Regions from separate parts of the Homo sapiens genome. Here region 2 is linked to region 1. The links are chromatin contacts, found by Hi-C or POLR2A ChIA-PET in ENCODE. All regions are on one chromosome and are shown on one strand. The core of a region is the stretch at or near the end of the contact, and the rest is flanking DNA. Distances in the headings are between cores, read along the strand shown. Region 1 holds the start of VPS37C (VPS37C subunit of ESCRT-I). Region 2 has its middle 30 kb from the start of LINC02954.

The links. A loop is a pair of places that touch in the nucleus more often than their neighbours do. ChIA-PET counts read pairs that join two places held with the same protein, here RNA polymerase II (POLR2A). Pooled maps may share reads with other maps.
Region 2: a map of naive thymus-derived CD4-positive, alpha-beta T cell shows a loop between it and region 1 (7-fold over the local background). The contact joins the enhancer-like site here to the promoter of VPS37C in region 1. A Hi-C loop is called at or near these places in 1 of 168 maps with a recorded cell type or tissue (naive thymus-derived CD4-positive, alpha-beta T cell) and 7 of 50 pooled maps. POLR2A ChIA-PET finds 5 or more read pairs at or near these places in 3 of 52 experiments (activated CD4-positive, alpha-beta T cell, activated T-cell and activated naive CD4-positive, alpha-beta T cell).

The regions. Positions count from the first base shown.
Region 1 is chr11:61,158,010-61,164,101 of GRCh38, reverse strand. It overlaps VPS37C (VPS37C subunit of ESCRT-I), which reads left to right and starts at 2,676. Exons shown (of 5, transcript NM_017966.5): 1 at 2,676-2,711. RefSeq lists enhancers at 2,087-2,226, 2,237-2,286, 2,027-2,619, 2,620-3,213 and a silencer at 2,277-3,036.
Region 2 is chr11:61,021,951-61,027,933 of GRCh38, reverse strand. No RefSeq gene overlaps it. Among named protein-coding and RNA genes, the nearest start is that of LINC02954, 30 kb to the left of the region's middle. RefSeq lists an enhancer at 1,186-1,751. Within about 2 kb of position 1,498, at least 4 of the 41 ENCODE cell types and tissues checked have a DNase peak (open chromatin) inside an H3K27ac peak, as active enhancers do.

The sequences.
Region 1 (6,092 bases), core at 1,427-3,926:
AAAACAACAGTGACACGAGGTGGTTTATTTCCCTCTCACACAGAGCCCAGAGGCAGCCGTCCAGTGGTGTCATGGTCCTTTACGGAATCAGGGCTCAGGTTCCTTCTATTTTGTTGTGCCACTAGTGTGGCCTCTATTCCTATGGTCGCCTCATGGTTCAAGATGACTACACTTGCTCCAGCCATCATGTCCATGTCCCACCTTCCAACATGGTACTAATCAGTGAAGAGATTGCTGGATATAAACTCAAGCTAATCCATCAATAGTGTTTCCTAATTATTTTCCTTCAGAAATGAAACACATGCAGAGTTAAAAATCACATAGCAGCTGGGCGTGGTGGCTCACGCCTGTAATCTCAGCACTTTGGGAGGCCGAGGTGGGTGGATCACCTGAGGTCAGGAGTTCGAGATCAGCCTGGCAACATGGTGAAACCCTGTCTCTACTAAAAATACAAAGACTAGCCGGGTGTGGTGGTAGGCGCCTGTAATCCCAGCTACTTGGGACGCTCAGGCAGGACAATCACCTGAACCCAGGAGGCGGAGGTTGCAGTGAGCAGAGATCACACCATTGCACTCCAGCCTGGGCAACAAGAGAGAAACTCCGTCTCAAAAAAAAAAAAAAATCACATAGCACAAAAAGGCTTATGACAAAAAATTAAGGTCATCTGCCCTGGCCCTCCCTAACCCTCAGAAACAATTTCAACCTAGCTTTCAAACAGGTGCTGTCAATGGGAGTCACTCTGACATTCTGTACCAAGTGAAATGTTTGCAAAACCAACATGCCCCCGCTCAAAGGAGTCACCAGTGTCTCAGAAGGGTCAGCAGCTGACCTTCTTCATGGACCCCTTCTGTTATAAGAAGGAGTTTTGACAAATTCAGTTTGACAGAGTTTAATTGAGCAAATAATGATTTGTGAATCAGTCAGCCCCCAGAACCAGAATAGGTTCAGAGTGACTCTGAGGCTGCCAGGTGGTTGGATAACATTTAGGGATAGAAAACGGAAAGCAGGTTGGGCGTGGTGGCTCATGCCTGTAATTCCAACACTTTGGGAAGCCGAGGCTGGAGGATTGCTTGAGTCCAGGAGTTCCAGACCAGCCTGGGCAACATAGCGAATCTCCATTTCTATTAAAAAATAATCATTAAAATTTAAAAATAAGAAAAGAAAAAGGAAATAGATGTCCAGAAAACAGAAGCGAGGTACAGAAACAGTTGGACCAGTTATGTAAGCGCAGAACCAGCCCCATCTGGTTCAACTTTGTGTAATAAAGTGGTGAGTTGTTTTTTCAGTTGCCATGATCCCAGGTTGCAAGTTATGTAACCTGAGCGTGCCCAGAAGAACCAAGCATGCAACCACAGGCGCAACCTAAATGCTCAGACCAAAGAACCGGAACAGAATTAAGAAGTAGATACATGGTATAAGCCATGATCTAATCAGATTGAGCCATGGCATCATCCCATGGCAAGATCCAGTCAGATCATTGCTTATTGCAAGATTCAATCAGATCACTGCTCATTACCCTCTGCCTATAACACCTGTCACAGCCCCTGGCTTGGGGAGACAGATTTGAGCATGTCTCCTTCCCAGTTGACTTGCAACAAATCTTTCCCTCTACAAAAACCTGATACTTCGGTGTTTGGCTTTCTGAGGGCAAAGGGATCCAGTTTGGTTCCCTACCAATGACAGATTGACATTTGCCTTATTGGAACAAGGTTTGAACAGGTGGCTGCCTGTGATTGGCTGAAACTCTGTGATTGGTATGAGTAGGATCCAGTTCACTATGTACGGAGAAACCTTTAGGACAAACTTAAGATACGCCAGGAGACAACTTTAGGCTAAACTGGACACTTCTCCCCTTTTGGTCAACCTCTTGATTTTGAGAGGTTGGAAACTTTAGACATTGACATCAGTTACCATTGTAAATAGACTTATTTGGTCTCAAATTCCCCTGGGAAATAGCAGAGCAGTGGGTTTCATAGGTGGGAAAGGGAACAGAATAGAAAAAAAAAAAAAAACACCTGATTAGTTAACATCAGGTCACTTCAGATTCCTTTTTTTAAGGGTTAGAGCAGAGGGGGCTTCCTTATTATGCTGGACTCTCCTGTTTCCAGGGGGGAAGGGAGGAGATGGGGAATACTGGTAATTCTGTAGAATGAATGGGTGGGGGAAAGAGATTAACTAGTAAATGGAAATGAGTGTGTGGTGGCCTTGGGGCTCCTCAGTCTGAGCTCAGCCCATCTGGGGCTCCTCCTAGGTTCTGGGCTTCCATCTGCTTCCCCCTCCTTTTGGGTCCCTCTGAGAAGCCTCCCAAGATCGAGCTGTGTACAGAGCGAGTCCTCGCTGGCCACTCGGAAGGCGGCGGACGTCCGCGCCGGCGCACTAGCCCAGAGCGGCCTGGTCTCCGCCCAGTGGGCGGGGCCTCTTACCGGGGGCGGGGCCGAGGCGTGCGGCGAGCGCTGGAGGGGTCTCGTGGGCGCTCCCGTGGTTGTGGCCCGGGCGGCCGCGAGCGTGTGTGTGTGGCACGATGTCGTGGTAACTCAGAGGCGCGCGAGGCGGGGCGGCCAACGGGGTCGCGGGGCGAGCACGCGCGCCACTGGGGCGCCGGACGTTGCAAGGGGGTCACATCCGGTAGGGGGCGGGCCTGGCGGACCCCGGAAGTGTGGGCGCGGCTGCGGTTTAACCCGCGGTGGCGGCGGCGACGGCGGCCCTGGCAGGTGAGCGGAGACTGGGGAGGGTCCCGGCTCTGCCGCAGGCGGGCGGGGCAGAGGACGACGGTGGGGGCGGCGCCGGCCGTGGCTCCCGGAGCGCCCCCGCCTGCCCGCCTCATCCTGGCAGAGGCCGGTGATTGGGCACGAGGGGCGCGTGACTCTCGCCGGGGGCCGGCGCCCCTGCCCCTCGCGGTGGGAGGGAGGGAGGGAGAGCGCGAGGCGCCGCCCCGGCTCCCCGGCGGGTCGCACCTCCAGTTCCGCCCCACCACTCACCGCCACCCTCCTTTCTGCGTCTCTGCAGGCCCTCGTCCCATATGTGAGCATCTTGCGGTCACAATTCTGATGACATTAGAGCCAATTAGCCCATTGTATAGATGGGGAAGCTGAGGCCTAAGAGTAGGGTCCGACTTGCCAGAGGGCACGCGGGAGACGAGTGGCAGAGGGGAGGTTGGAGGGACTTTGCTCTGTGACTTACTGGCTTGTGCCCTTTCTCCAGGGCATTGAGAGATGGGAGTTTCAGCTTTGGCTTTGTTCAGGACTCAGACTTGGACCTCCCAGCATCACTGAACATTTCTTACCCCGGGACCCTCTGGGCGCAAAGGGCACTGATGTATACATACCCATTATATGCCTGGTTCCTCTTCATTTCCTCCTCAGCCGATGAGGCGATTTCCCACTTTACGGATGGGAGAAGGAGTTAACTGGAGGTGTTTTGTGAGTTACTGGCAGAGTGGACTCTACAACCTGGGGTTTTAGTCGCTGAGCTGAGGCAGTGCTTTCCCAGCTACACCTTGTCTGGGCTCACTTACCCTGGGAATGTCAGTCTTCAGCTCCAGAAACTTCCCACTCATTTCCCTTCGCTCCAGCGGTACCTCAGTTCTCTTGCTGCCTAAGGCCTTTTCCACCCTCTTTATTGGCTCCAGGAGTCCCATTTCCTACTAATGCACCAAGATGCTGCCACCAGACTCTCAGTTCTGTGACTTTTGGCCTTAGAGCTGGAGGTGGTGGTGACCGAGGAACTGGGGAAAGAAAGACTCTTACTTTGTTGTCCAAAGCTGCAACCCTGCAGACACCTGAACTCTGTAGTTCCGGGTGGGATCGGGGACTGTTGCAATGAAAATACTGGACGCTAAACTGAGTCTTTGTTCTTTGCGGTCATAGTGCCCAGAAAAGCCTTTTACCTAGATTATCTTGGAAATGTGGTTCCGTGCCTTTGTAATTTCCATTAAGTAGAACATTTTCATTGTAGACTTTCTGAGCAGTTTCTGGCCGCTGTTTTGCAGGTAGCAATAGCTGTGATTTGTTGCTTGGCTTCATATGCTGGGCACTGTTCTAGGGCTTTCTGAACATACCGAATTTTGCGAACATGTCCAAATAGGTGATGATCCCGTTTTACAGATGAAGTGAGTTGCGGAGATGTTAGATAACCTGGCTAGTGTCACACAGCCAGTAAGTGGCCAAGTTTGGATTTTTTTTTTTTTTTTTTTTTTTTTTTGAGACGGAGTCTTGATCTGTCGCCCAGGCTGGAGTGAAGTGGTGTGATCTCAGCTCACTGCAACCTCCGCCCCCTGGTTCAAGCGATTCTCCTGCCTCAGCCTCCCAAGTAGCTGGGATTATAGGTGCCCACCACCACGCCCGGCTAATTTTTGTATTTTTTATTTATTTATTTATTTATTTTTTTTTGAGACGGAGTCTCGCTCTGTCGCCCAGGCTGGAGTGCAGTGGCGGGATCTCGGCTCACTGCAAGCAATTTTTGTATTTTTTAGTAGAGACGGGGTTTCACCATGTTGGCCAGGCTGGTCTCGAACTCCTGAGCTCAGGTGATCCACCCGCTTTGGCCTCCCAAAGTGCTAGGATTACAGGTGTGAGCCACTGCGTCTGGCCACAAGTGAGATTTGTAACCCATCAGTCTTATTTCGAAGTTAATGTGCTTTTAACTCTGTGATACTGCCTCTCAGACCGTTTAGTTTCCCAAAGGTGCTGGACCTTAAGAATAATTTCTGATGCTTGTTAAAAATACAGAGCTCCACCTCTAGAGATTCTTGGGCTATTGTCTGGAGGAGGGCCCAGAAATCTATTAACAAATGCACTGGGTGATTCTTACGGTAAGGCAAGTTTGGGAAACACTGCCTTTAAGAACTTTGTAGATTTGCTGGGCCACTGGTAGCTTGGAAGTGACATTATTCCTGAGGATTCTTGTTTTCTTTTTGTTTATTGCTTTGAAATTTGTTAATTTGCCCTTAAAAAGCCTTTGGGTTAACTAGCCATATGAATCATTTCTGGACACTCTTGGCCAGTAATAGTAGGGGTTTTCCAGGCTGACAAAATTAGATCACTCAAGACCTGATTTAATGGATTTAGCTCTTTTAATCCAGCTGGATCTCTGTTGTGTGGAAATTCTGTTAGAAGTGTCCTTGAAGGATGTGGCGTTTCCACAAGGTTTTGGTCTGTTCCCAGGTGCTTACCGAATGACAGAGAGGTGTCTAATGGCAGCACTGTCTGAGGTTTTGCTAGCTGTAAAGGCATGTTTACTTAGTAGGTGCTCCTTCCAATTCATATCTCACCTCTTTATCTTCCTTTACTGGTTTATGTGAAAGACTTAAGCAAATATCAAACAGGTTTGTCTTGATTTAGCTGGGGCTGACAAGTAGGACCCCTGGGGCTTAGGATGGGCTGGAGAGGAGAGAGAGTCTCCCCAGTGAACCTCAAACAGATAGCTCAGGCAGGTAGGCCCTACCTTTGAAGACCTGTTAGTATTTTTAGTTCCGCTGATTTATCTGGTCCCACCTCAAGCAGGATTACAACTAGTCACGGATAAAGTCAGCATTATAGGATTACTTTATTCTCCTATCTGGTAAACACTGATTTCTAATTTATTTTCTTTTAAATAGAGAACATACTTCTCTATTAAATTTGCTGAGACTTCTTCTGTGGTCTGTCTTGGTAAATGTTCTGTGAGCACTTGAGAAGATTGCATCTTCTGCTATTGCCGGGTCAAGTGTTCTATAACTTTCAATTCAGGCAGGTTGGCTTGTAATGTTCAAGTCTTCTGTGTCCTTACTGATTTTTGGTCTTCCGTTCTTTCAGTTATTGAGAGAGGGACATTGACACTTCTGATTGTAATTGTGGATTCGTCCATTTCCCCTTGTAGTTTTATCAATTTGTGTTTCACATGTTTTGAAGCTCTGCTGTTAATTGCATAAACCTTTATGAGTATTATATTCCGTGTATGAATTGACCTTCTTTATTGTATTGCATTAGTCTGTTTTGCATTGCTATAAAGGAATACCTGAAGCTGGATAATTTATAAAGAAAAGAGATTCATTTGGCTCACGGTTCTACAGGCTGTACAAGAAGCATAGTACCAGCATCTGCTTCTGGTGAGGA
Region 2 (5,983 bases), core at 249-2,748, 130 kb after region 1:
GTACTTCAGAGGGGTCCCCACAGCCAGAGGGGCTTTGATGTTAGCAGGAGGACTTGGCTGCTTCCAGCCCTACACTAGCTATCCCCAGGGTAGGTGGCCTGGGGACGAAAGGCTGCGGTGGGTGGCCTTGCCTGGCCCTGGACCACAGAAGGGCTCTCTTACAGGATGGGTTGTTCTTGCTAGAGGGTGAGCGTGGGCATGAGCTGAGAGGGTCCTGCAGGGACAGACATGCGTCTGGGGCTGTACATCTCTAGCATGTACCGAGTCTCTCCTGCTGCACGCAGGATGCACCCACCTAGTCTTCAGGTTGCCAAGAAGGTGGGAGGACTGCAGGCAAGGGCAGCAAACGCAGAGCAGACTGCAGGAAGTCACGGCACCGGCCACAGAAGGGGGAAAAGAGGGTGACTATCGGAGTGATGCGATGAAGGGTATTGCTGTGTCTTGGCTATGCAGAAAAGTTGAGGGGGGCTACTGACCCCAGTTATTTTAGTATCTCATCCTCAGATAAGAAACAGCCTTCACCTGCCTTGAAACCAGGGCAGAGAGTGAGGCCTGGAGGGAGGGATGGTCACCCCAGAGGGGAGGCCATGGGAAGGAAGCGGAGCCCCATGGACCCAGTGCTGTTGTTTCTAGGGAGAGCCGTGTGTGTGACCTGGAGGCCATGGAGGGGAATGTGTCTGTGAGTGTCTGGACGAGGATCATTTTGTCTCCCCACTGTGTGGAAGAATGAAGAGGAGGCAGTGATTGTGGGCCTGGTCGGGCTAAGCGTAGGGAGGGGAGGCAGGAGACCTCGCAGGTAGAGGGACTCTTTGTGAGCAGGGGGCTTGAAGGAAAATGAATCTCAGCCAGAGCCCATGGCCCTGGGGACCACTCCCTCCCCTCCCCCTCCTTCTGCACTTGGTGGGTGGCTGGGCAAGTGGGACGAGCTGGGGGAAGGGAGCCAGGGAGGGGGCACCTGCCCTCAGCCAGGATAGGGCCCGGGTCCTCTGCGGAGGGGGTGGGGGATCCTTCCCCAGGACAGAACGTGTCATGGTCTCCCGGCCTCCCACCCACCCTCTCCCCCTCCAGCCTATCACCTTTCCATCTTCTCTCCTCCCCGCCCTCCTGCTTGCCCCGTGGTAGCTGCACTGACTGGCTGTGAACCTGGCTCCCCTGGTCCTAGCTGGGTGACCTTGAACTAGTCCCATGACTTCTCTGGGCTTCACTTTTCCCACAGGGAAGGTAACAGACGTTAGGAGACCTTAAGGCTCTGGGAGGTTTTGAGAATTAAGTGAGGCCACAATGTAAGGGGTCCAGCAAGTGCGGGGTTCGGGGCCAGGGAAGACAAAGGCTTTGTCTGGCTGCTCCTGCCTTCCACTGTCTGCTCAGGCACACCGCTCCCTCCCTCTGTCTTCCTCTTTTCCTCTCTGTCTCATGACTCTCTCTCCCCACCCCCCGCCCCCCTCCTTTGTCTCCCTTTGTTGCTATTTCGGTCCTTCCTCAATGATGTTGGTGAGAGGTGAGCCTCTTTTCATGTCAGGATGCCAGAACTCCGTCAAACTGGTAAACAGCTGAAGGATGTGGCGGGAGATGAACTTTCCACTGAAGCTTCTTTCAACCCATCCCTTCCCTGGGGCTCCCCTGCACCTCCCCACTCTGGAGACTCCATCCCATCCTCACGAAGCGAGGACGGGGGGCCGGGGACGGCGGCCAAGAGAGGTCCACGCCAGGTGGCCACACGGGCTCCAGCCGCTCTGTCCGTTCACCAGAACCATGAAGAGGGTCTTTGAGAGGGGCGGAAGTGGAAACCGCAGATGGGGCGATAGGGAGGGGTGGGGGATGGACAGGTGTACGTCGGAGGTGAGGTTTCCAGGGGACAAGGTTAGGGACCCGCAGGTGATGCCCTGCCAAGGAAGGAAAGCCAGTACCTGTGCTCCCTGGGAGCAGCCTCGGAGCCTGAGAGCCACATCCATGTGGGCCCTGGTGGGATAATCCTGCCAGAGCGTGCTCCTGACCTGGTCCCCTTGGGCTCTCTCAGATGTCTGGAGGATGCCAATTAATTGTGGGGCCTGAAGAGCTGTGTGTGGCTCCAGCTGGGCATTGGGAGGCACAGAAGTGAGCCTTTGGTGTGGATTGTACCTTCACATGGAAAGGAGGAGGGCAGGGGCAGTGGCAGCCAGGGCCCAGCCACACCATGTTCAGCTGATAGCCCTGGGAAAAACTGAACATTCTTGAGCCTGTTCCCTCAGTCATAAGATGGGGATGATGCTGGTTCTTCATGGGGCTGTTGAGAGCATACATGAGTCAGTACCTGCAGTGTGCTCAGAACAGTGCCCGACACACAGGTTCTGAGTGTGCCCTCAGGAATCGAAGCTATCATTAATGTCACCGTCATATTGTCATCATGGCTGGAGGCTGCTGTGTTGGAAAATCATCTCCCATGTCTGTGATCACTCTCCAAGTCCTGAATCCGTCTCCAACTCGTTCCCTCTTCTCCATCTCCCAGTGCTGACCACCCCCCAGCTGGCCTCCCTTCCTCCAGGCCCCAGCCCCATCAAACCTCCCTCCGCTTCATAGCGGCAACCTTTCTAGAGCATCCGTCTCATCGGATCACTTCCCTGCCTTAGAAACTGCTCGCAACTCCCAGCAGGTCTAAGACAATGACAAGGGTCAAGTTACACAAGACCCTTGGAGATGCTCCCCATGGTCTTTCCCACCTGCGCACCCCCTTTTCCCCTGGCCTTCAGGCGGCATGCACCATACTTGCACGTGTTGCTACTGAGAACATCCTTCACTCATCCATCCAGCAAACTCCTACACAACCTTCAATGGCCGACTTGATTGTTCCCTCTTTTGTCATGCTTTTCCCACTAAACCCTGGCAGTTAGTGGCTTCTTCCTCTCTGTCCACACAGCCTCTGTAGTGGTGTGGTGGAGCCCTACATGAGGCAAAAGTTATCTGCTTGGACAGCATGTGGGAGAAACTCAAATATGGGTAGCATCACTCTTCCCTTAGGAACGTTATCTGGGATACCAGAGAAGTAAAAAGAAGCAAGGAGCCCAAGAGGGTGCCCGGACGTCATTTCTGTATAAGAAGGGGTAGGCAGCAAGAGGGGTTCACATCTGCTTCTTTCTACATCAGAGACACAATTGTGTTTACCTTGGGTGGGCCGGGTGGGGAGGAAGGGGCAGGGTGGAGGGGGCAAGATTTTAATGGTATGAATTCATGTTGTTGGAGTTTTAATACGGTTAAGGTATTTCCCATTTTAAAAAAAGAAAGGGCTGGGCCCAGTGGCTCATGCCTATAATCCCAGCACTTTCGGAGGCTGAGGCAGGACGATCACTTGAGGTCAGGAGTTCAAGACTAGCCTGGCCAACATGACGAAACCCCATCTCCACTAAAAATACAAAAATTAGCTGGGCGTGGTGATGTGTGCCTGTAATCCCAGCTACTCGGGAGGCAGAGGCAGGAGAATTGCTTGAACCTGGGAGGCGGAGGTTGCAGTGAGATGAGACTCTGCCACTGCACTCCAGCCTGGGTGACAGAGAAAGACTCCATCCCAAAAAAAAAAAGAAAAGAAAAAAAAAAAGAAAAGAGAGAGAAAGAGAAGGAAGGGAGGAAGGAAGGAAAGAAGAAGGAAGGAAGGGATGGAGGGAGGGAGGGTAGGGAAGGAGGGAGGGAGGGAGGGAGGGAAGGAGGGAGAAAGGGAGGGAGGAGGGCAGACAGGGAGGGAGGGAGTGAGGGAAAGGAAAGAACACTCCCTTAGGAAGACGCCTGCATGTGAGTCTGCCCTGCTCTGGCTCCAAACCAGGTGTTTTCCCTGCAGCATTAGAGCAGCTCGTTGAAATGGTGGGCTTTGTTTCAGGCCCACCGTGTATGAAAAATGAATCCCCAACAGCTAAAATCTCACCCAGCATGGCAAGGTACCCACAGGATGAACGGCTTCCAGGATCTGAGGGAACGGAGGCTCCACAGCTCCTGTCTGTCTCCTCCTGGGTGTTTGTTCAACCAAGGGAAATATTGGGCTGGGTTGCCCCTTGTCTTTCTGTTTGCTGCTGAGCACACACTTAAGTTCATGTGGGTTAAACATGCTTATCATGAGCCCTCGCTGTGCGGCGTGGTGTTTTCACACTGGGGCTTTGCAGTGAGGTGGAAAAGTTGTGCTACCTGCCAAGCTGTGTGGCTTCTGGCTAGTCATCTAATCTCTCGGGGTTTCAGTTGCCCTATTTACGAATTAGGGAGAATAATACCTTCTCAGAGTGCCCTTATGAGGATTGTATGAAACAACACATACCTGGCACATAGTAAATGCTACCCACCGTCATCATCACCATGTTGATGAACGGCAGTTACTGGTCTCTCTCTGCCCCAGGTCCTGTAAACTCCCCAGCGGCAAGGGCCAGGCTCCATTCCTTTCTGTGCCTCCCAGAGCTCAGCACAGAGCTGGCTCTATAAGGGTGCCTGGTAGTGATGATTCTACATTCCCGAACCCCGTATCCCAGAATGCAGCCGGTGCCTGTGCTGTTGGTGGGCAGATAGGCCGGTGTCTCCAGATTCTAGGCTGGGGCTCTGGTAATAATGCCCAGCCGTGTGGCTGTGGTGGCACAGGGACACTGGAAGAGCCATGATTAACACTCAGACTCTGAAGCTAGGCTGTATTTAAGTCCCAGCACTGTCATTATTTAGCTGTGTGACCTTGGCTTTTTACTTAACCTCTCTGGGCCTCAATTTTCTCACCCATGAAATGGGGTTGGTGTGAGACTTGACCATCCCCAGCCTCATCTCCTCTCAAACTGGACCTCCCTTGACCTCGCGAGCCGTGCAGTTTCTTGCTGTGTCTTCGCTCGTGTCATTCCCTTGGCCTGGAATGCTTTTCCCTCTCCACGTCGGTGGTTCACTCCTATTCATCCTCTACAACCCAGATCAGGCATCAGCTTCCCAGGAATTCCCTGTGCATCACTCTCTGCCTGAGCTTGCAGAGCTGTCAGTCAAATTGCTGGGTGCTTCCGTTCTGGGACACAGCCTTTCCCCCCACGCCAATGTTTCTGGAACCACTGGGTTCCGCTGCCAAGTCCATTGAGCCTCTTTGTGTTTCCTGTCCCAGATCCTTGAGGCGTATTATAATGAGGTCTCCCAGGAGTGGAGGGGAAGCCACCTGCTTATGTTTGTGACTTCCCTGCCAGGCTGGTGCTCCTTCAGGTCAGAGCCTGGCTGTCATTCATCTCAGCTTTCCCAGTCTCAGCACAGGCCTGGCCCATGTCGGCTCAATAAGGTGCAGGTCCCAGGTCTGAGTCCCTGGGAGACATAGAGACAGGGGCCAGCTGGGATCAGCCCTCCTACTGTGTGTGGTGCTGTTTCTTCAGACTGCCCAGGGCTAGGGCAGAGCTTCCCAATTTCTCAGAGACTGTGGGGGGCCCTGGGTGGGAGAGCTGGGGTGAGAGAGGCAGCTCCGGGGAGGTTGGGGAAATGGGGGTGACTCAGAAGGCATTGCCATCTCCCTGTGTGAGCTGGGGCGGGCACGAGGTGGGGAAGGATTGAATTGTGACTCTGTTACTAACTCTCAGTGACCTTGGACAGGTCCTTTCCCACCCTAGGTCTCAGTGTCCTCACCTGTAAAATGAGAGTGGGACAAGACATTCTCCATGTTCCCCCAACCCTTGCCCCGCCCTGCCCCCAGCACTAACGCACTGAAGACCCCAGGCACTGCTGAGTGCCTCCTGGCTTCCCCTTTCTCCTTTTAAGGAGCGCTCTCACCTGCAGTGATTAATCTACCAATGACGGGGTCATTTACTACCAACCCTCTAACCCTCACCACCACCTGTGAGTTACCCACTACTGCCCACACATTCTACAGACCAACTTACAGCAAACAAAGTCTCAGAGATGTTGAGTGATTTGCCTGAGGCCACACTGCCAGGAGGGGTGGAGTGGGGAGTTGAACACAGGCTTTCACAAGCCCCCTGCCGCTGAGTCTGCCCCACCTACCCCAGAAGTGGCTCCTCCC